Linked DNA regions of Homo sapiens: region 2 is linked to region 1. A link is a contact called in ENCODE Hi-C or POLR2A ChIA-PET data. All regions are on one chromosome and are shown on one strand. Each heading gives the region's core, a stretch centred on a gene start or an enhancer-like site at or near the end of the contact. The rest is flanking DNA. Distances are from core to core; before and after follow the strand shown. Region 1 has its middle 38 kb from the start of SPSB4. Region 2 holds the start of SPSB4 (splA/ryanodine receptor domain and SOCS box containing 4).

Region 1 (3,393 bases), core at 395-2,894:
GCATATGGCTTATGTGTCTTAATGTCTTTTACATTTATTTTAACCTATAACAATATCCTCCTTGACTTTTTAATCTTGTATTACTTATTGATTAAAGAAAGAGTCATTTATCCTGTGGAATTTCTGACATTCTGGACATGGCAGATTGTATCCTCACAGCGTTTCTTAACACGTTGTTTCATCCCCTGTATTTCCTGTAAAGTGGTAGGACTGTCCATAAGCTTGGTTTAGTTCAATTTTTTTTTTAACAAGAATACTTCATGATGGTGCTGTGTATTTTCTATGGCATAACGCCTTGAGGAACCTTACATCTAGATGTTATGCTTTTGGCCATGTTAAAATTGACCAGCGGGTTCAGCTGGTGTCATCCTGATTTATCCATCATAAGACACCCTCACCGTTTACCTAATGATTTTAGCAGCATTAATGATTGAGGCTTAGATTTCAATAAGAGTTGCAAAATGCTGGTTTTCTAATTTAATCATGTTTGATCATGTTTCTTAGTTTTATAAGCTGTGATTTTTCTATAAAGATAGGCTGGGCCCTGTGGCTCATGCCTGTAATCCCAGCACTTCGGGAGGCTGAGGCAGGCGGATCACTTGAGGTCAGGAGTTTGAGACACCAGCCTGGCCGACGCAGTGAAACCCTGTCTGTACTAAAAATACAAAAATTAGCTGGGTGTGGTGGTGCACACCTGTAATCCCAGCTACTCTGCAGGCTGAGGCAGGAGAATCGCTTGAACTTGGGAGGCGGAGGTTGCAGTGAGCCGAGTTCGCACCACTGTACTCCAGCCTGGGTGACAACAGTGAAACTCTGTCTCAGCAAAAAAAAGATAAAGTTTTTCCCATCAACCATTTGACTATTCTGAAACATAGACCATCCAGTAAAGGCAGGGTTAATGCTTGGTTATTTTCTTTTATTTACCTTTTTTTCAGAATAATGACTTATTCCCTGTAAATTAAAACAAAACAAAACAAAACAAACCGAGAAACTCACAATACACCCTGATCTGATCACTATATATTTTGTAGATCAAAACATCACTATGTACCCCATAATATGTTCAATTATAATATGTCCATTTTAAAAATAAAAACAAATAAATAAATTTATTCGCCAAAAAAATAAGTTTTTGAGTATCATTTAAAGAGGATTTCTAATATGTATGATATTTCAGTACACTATAATTATTATTCTTTTTGATGCTCAAATTGTCTCATCTTTGGCCACTGAAAGCTCCTTCAAGTTGGACTCTATATCCTTCTGGCATAGCCTGGAAGTCCTGAGAGCTTTCCTGCTCGCTGGCACAGGATGTCTTAGGCATATCTTGTACGTATCCTGCCCCAGCCCTGGAATCAATCATTTCTCCAAGGAGTCCTGGTTCCTTTTGGTGGTAAATGGTGCTTACATGAACAAAGTCATTTCAAAAGCACTTCCTCTCTGGAAATGAAGCAGACGAGAAGTTCAAAAATCACTGGTCAGATCTTTCCTGGTGCAGCCAGGGGAGGCAGATGCTGCAAAGCGACTTCACTATGTTCAAGATTTTGGCCTCTGGCTGGCCCTGCCGGAAAGGACCATGGAGAAAAGCCCAGAAAAACTAAGGCCAGCTGTCTTCTCATCCTTCCCGGAGAGCAACTGGCCAAGAGCTGACAGGTGTGAGGCTGGTGTTTTCCTGCAGACCTGCTCTCTCTGCTCATCCAGCTGATATCTGCAACAAAGTGTGCTGGGCTTCCTCACAGAGCACTGGACAGTGCTATTGTGAACTGTGTAATGGAAGGGGGAGTGACATGGGAGGAGTGGAGTGGGAGGAGAGGCTAATGGTTACTAAGGGCTTTTTTTTTTTTTTTGAGAGGAAGTCTCGCTCTGTGGCCCAGGCGGGAGTGCAGTGGCGCAATCTCGGCTCACTGAAAGCTCCGCCTCCCGGGTTCACGCCATTCTCCTGCCTCAGCCTCCCGAGTAGCTGGGATTACAGGCGCCCGCCATCACGCCCGTCTAATTTTTTTGTATTTTTAGTAGAGACGGGGTTTCACCGTGTTAGCCAGGATGGTCTCGATCTCCTGACCTCGTGATCCGCCCGCCTCGGCCTCCCAAAGTGCTGGGATTACAAGCGTGAGCCACCGCGCCCGGCCACTAAGGGCTTTTACAATTTCTTATTTAAACCTCATCATGACCCTAGAAGGTAGGTACTACTTGTATCTCCATTGTACAGCTGAGGAAAATGAGGCTCAAACAGGCTCAGTCACTTGGCTAAGGTCACCATATATTAATAATAAGTAAATGGAAGGGTTATAATGTGACCCAGGTCTTTTGGGCTTCATAGCCTTTGTTCTTTTCATGACAATGGGCTCCCTAAGCCTGGGGAGGGAGGTACTTGCATATCAACAACACTAGCAGCAGCCCCAACTGAAATTGGTAAATGCCACCCTAATATCCTTTCTCCCTTCCTTTCTTATTATAGAATTCTGATTTTATAATGGAGAACAATGTGCTCAGCTTGAAAACTACATTTCCCAAGTTATCTTGCAGTTAGGGGTGGCAAATGTGACATGAGTAGAAGTTGTGGCATGGGACTTCTGAGTAAGCTCCTTATAAGGGAACAGATAGTGGCGGGGCACCCTATTGCCTTCCTCCCATTCCTAGCTTCCTGCTTTAACTGTGGCCATGATGACTGGAGCTCCAATATCATCTTGGATCATGCAACAGCCTTGAAAATGGAAGCCTGGCATTAAGGATAAGGGAATAGGAACGGAGAAGGAGGCTGGGTCCCTGATGGATGACCATTAGAATTGACATGCCGGCCCCAAATGCCTATCTTTGTACTTCATTTCTGAGAAAGAGAAACAGACTTCTGTCATGTTTAAGCCTCTTACTTGGGTATTTTGTTCCAGGCAGATGAACCTAATTTAAATCGATATAAACCACAGCATCCAAATCAGACATGATGCAGAATTCTGGAACTTCAGTGATCTCCTAGTTCAGAAGGTTTCAGCCTTCCTGATCAAACTTCCCTTTGTATAACAAATATTTTGCAAGGCCTCCTTTATCATCTTGAAAAAAATGTACATGTAATATATCCCAATCAATATAATGTCCTAATTCCAATATAAAGGAGAAATAAAAGGAAAGTGATTTGTAATAATATGTAGTTTAATATATAGGTGCTCGGGCACAATTTCAGCAGCAGATACGATGAAGCAGTCAGATGCCAATACTTACAGGTAAACTCACTGTGAGCAAAGCAGCTTCAAATGCAGGCTGATAACCAGGGGGGTTATTTGTGACTCAGATACAGGAGTGGTAGTGTCACTGGTGTTGTGGCTGTCTGAAATGGCAAACAACTCTCGGCAAAGTTTCAATCAAACGAATTTTGCCTTGATTTACACAGTAGATGCA
Region 2 (3,393 bases), core at 239-2,738, 38 kb before region 1:
CCAGGGCGGACACATTTGCCGCGCTCAAGTCTCTGACCCCCTCCCTCCTTCCCAGAGCCCTGCGCCTAGGGTTTCCTGAGCTCCCAACCCCCTCCCTTCCCGAGCATAGACAAGTTTGTATTCAAGCAAGGCCAGGACTGGTCCCTGAGTCGCTCTCGGGCCAGGCGACCAGCCTCACTGCCCCAGAGTCAGGAATAAACGGTAACAACAGCCACCGGTGCCTATTGCGTGACCCGTGCTTTACTTCCACCTCTCCGAATACCCCGGACGAACAGACCCCCAGGAATTATTGTCCCCATTACACGGACGACGGAACTGCTGCAGCTTCGGAAAGTTGGATAACAAGCTTGGGCTCGCAAAGCTAATAATAATACTAGCTAACATATGATTGAGTGTTTCCTGTGTGCCCAGCACATGTCTACCTACGAACACCATCCCATAGATCTTTCCAATACCCCTATAAAATGTGCACAATTATCATTCCCATCCTACGGATGAGGAAACAGGTTTGGCGCCCTGTCCAAGGTCACTCAGCCAGTGAGTGACGGATCCTGGATCCAAACCAAAGCGGGTGAATCGGATGGCAGTTTTTTGTGCGTTGTCCGCTACGCAGAGAAGCAAAGGGCTTAGAACCCATGATACCAAAGGCCGGGCCCCAAACGCCCCAGGGCTGCGCGCAAATCAACCATCTCGAACTGCCACAACCTGCAGAGAGGAATTCTCAGGGACTGGGACGTCAGGAGCGCCAGCTGTGTCGAGTGCTGGCCCGCACAAAGTCCGTGCAGCCGGATCTCGGCTCCCGGCCCCCGCGCGCCCCTCACCAGGAGCTGGAGAGTACTTACCATAAAAGAGAGGGCAAGCGCCTGTTCGGGAAGAATCCCCAGCGCTGGCAGGTCCTGGACTCCCTGGAGAGGGGTCTGCTGCCGCCGCCGCCCACTCAGGGGCGCCCGAGTGACCCGCAAATGCCGGCTCTCTCCGCACGGCCAGGGGCGCGTCCTCACGGCTGATGCCCGGCAGCAGCGCCCCCTCTGCGCTGCAGGATGGCCTGGAGTTAGGAGCGTTCTTGGCGAAGTTGGCGCTCAGGCGCCGGGGGTCGGGCCTGGAGTGGGGAAGCGCCTTACTGAAGCGATCCTGGGGGCGCTCCAAGGCCCGCGCTCTAGCCGCTTGGAAGCTTGGCGCCTGACCCGGAGGGCGACGAGTCCCGCGCTCAGGGCGCACGGGCCGCGCCTCGGCCGCTGGCCCCCGGCGCGCCGGGCGTCTTCCCCAGCGCCCTGAGCGCACGCAGCGGTAGCAGCAGCTGGGGCCCGGGCCCGGGATGTGGTGTGTTCATCGCCCTCCCCTGGGGCTGGGTGCTTTTGTGCGCGGGGCGCGCCGGCCGCCACGGCCAGCTCTGGATGCTGCAGCCGCCGCCGCCTCCCCCTCCTCCGCCGCCGCCGCCCGCTCCCCGCCTTCCCGGCCGGCCCGGAGGCTGCAGCTGAAAGCCGATCTGGCTGAGCTCATCCCTGAAGGCCACTAATCCAATAGCCGCGGAAGGCGCGGTCGCCGGGAACGCCCCTTCCCCCACCATCCCGCGCCCCGGCCGTCCCAGCTCGGGCCGCTGCCGGCGCCGCCACCTTCTCGAGGCCACCAGCTGGCGGGAGAGGGAAGTGGAGCCCGCGCCCGCGCCCCTGTGCCAAGGCGGCGGCGCGGTCGCCATTCACTCACCCGCCCACTCGCCCGCTCACTCCCTAGCTCTCGCATTCATTCCTGCGCGCGGGTCCTCCCGGATTCATTCAAGCGCTCCTGGAGCGCCAGGGTGGGTGCCCCTGACGGGGAGGAGACACCCAGTCACTAGGCAGCTTTGGTGCCTTTACTCAACGCACGTGGGAAATAGCAGCCAGGAGGAAAAAAGGGTGGTTTATTATCCCCCTTCCTCAGACACACACGTCCACACTTTATTTTTGAGATCAGGCTCCAACTCATCTCTTAAAGTCCAATTTCATACCGCACCTGCTCAAGGAGCGTTCCCCGCCCACCCGAGGCGCAGGAAGTCGGTCTCTTTGCTCTACCAGCGCTGATGGTGGGCCGCCTCATTGGGAGCCTGAACTGAGCGATGGGGTAAAGGGCGTGGCCAAAACAGAAGCCTCGAGGGTGCTTCTGGTATCTGCGCTTCCTTGGGGAAATTGAAAGTTCTTGGTTTGGTGGCCCTCGTCTGTGCTCCCAGAATTGACTTTAGGTCCATTACGCAGTCATTTGCTAACCCAATCCCTCTCTGTGCCAGGTACCAGGCAGAGTCTAGATGCAGACAGAGTCTAGATGCAGACAGAGTCTAGATGCAGAGTGCGCATTTCATCAAGGACATGGAAAACAAGTAAAGACAATCCAACTCTATGAAGGAAACGTTTTGAGAGAGGTTCTGGGGCGAATTTGTCAGACTGGAAAGGGCAACTGGGAATGTTTCCTAGTAAATGTGTCTACATGAATTAGCTCCTGGAGGCAGGGGTACAACATGGTCACCTGGAGAGCTACCTATCACAGCACAGAGCCTGTGCTATGAGCAGAGGGGGTATGACGGAACTGGAGGGATGGACGGTGTCTAGGGTCTTGGGTGGAGACTGTATCAAGAGCTTGACCTTCCCCATCACTTTGGGAGGCCTTTAACCAGGGTAGTGACCTTGTCGGATTTGCATTCCAGAAAGACCTCTTAGCAGCCAACTGGATGGATGGATGGAGGAAACCAGGTTGGCAGCTACTGTAATAGTCTAAGCATAAGATGATGCTTTATGAACCAAGATAACCATGATGAGGTGACAAAAGTGTGTATTGACACGTATTTATTGTACTTATTCTAACGTTTCATCACTGTCTGTTTGCATGTCTGCCCCTCCTAAAACTGTGAGCCCCCCCTGGAGGGCAAGTATAGGTACCTCACACATCTCTGGATGCCCTGCACCAGCATAGGATAGATGCTGAGGACAGTGAATGTGATTTGAACTGCCCTAAGTGGCAGTGCTGACCTACATTCACACTTGGTGTCTTTCCTTCCTACCTCCTATTGACAAGCTCCTGGAGCACCTCTACTGTGAGCTACTGTGGGGGTTATGGATGTGGTTGGGGAGCAAGAAAAGAAAATTTGTGGAAAGAAGCTCAGAAGCAAAGGAAAGTTTAAAGCAGACGTTCATGCTGATGGTTTCTCTACCCATCTGGCTGACAGGCTGGGTGTGTGTGTGGAGGATGCCCGTTGCTTCCACTCGGTGCTGGGAAGCATCACAGTAGCTTCAAGGATAAGGGAGGGAGGGAGCAGTGGCCACAATTTGAGAAAACAACTCCCCCCCTCCCTTGGGGGCTCCAGTTAGGTTCACCACACTGGCCTTTCCCAATGAGATTATGCCCCAGGCACAAAGGAGTGGGCCA

The links. Hi-C counts contacts between places; a loop is a spot of excess contacts on that map. ChIA-PET counts read pairs that join two places held with the same protein, here RNA polymerase II (POLR2A). Pooled maps may share reads with other maps.
Region 2: a loop to region 1 is called in a map of psoas muscle, with 2.2 times the contacts of the local background. The contact joins the promoter of SPSB4 here to the enhancer-like site in region 1. A Hi-C loop is called at or near these places in 3 of 168 maps with a recorded cell type or tissue (cardiac septum, gastrocnemius medialis and psoas muscle) and 9 of 50 pooled maps. POLR2A ChIA-PET finds 5 or more read pairs at or near these places in 4 of 52 experiments (AG04450, Caco-2 and WTC11).

Annotation. Positions count from the first base shown.
Region 1 is chr3:141,011,967-141,015,359 of GRCh38, reverse strand. No RefSeq gene overlaps it. Among named protein-coding and RNA genes, the nearest start is that of SPSB4, 38 kb to the left of the region's middle. Within about 2 kb of position 1,644, at least 2 of the 41 ENCODE cell types and tissues checked have a DNase peak (open chromatin) inside an H3K27ac peak, as active enhancers do.
Region 2 is chr3:141,049,442-141,052,834 of GRCh38, reverse strand. SPSB4 (splA/ryanodine receptor domain and SOCS box containing 4) reads right to left here and starts at 1,488. Exons shown (of 3, transcript NM_080862.3): 1 at 843-1,488.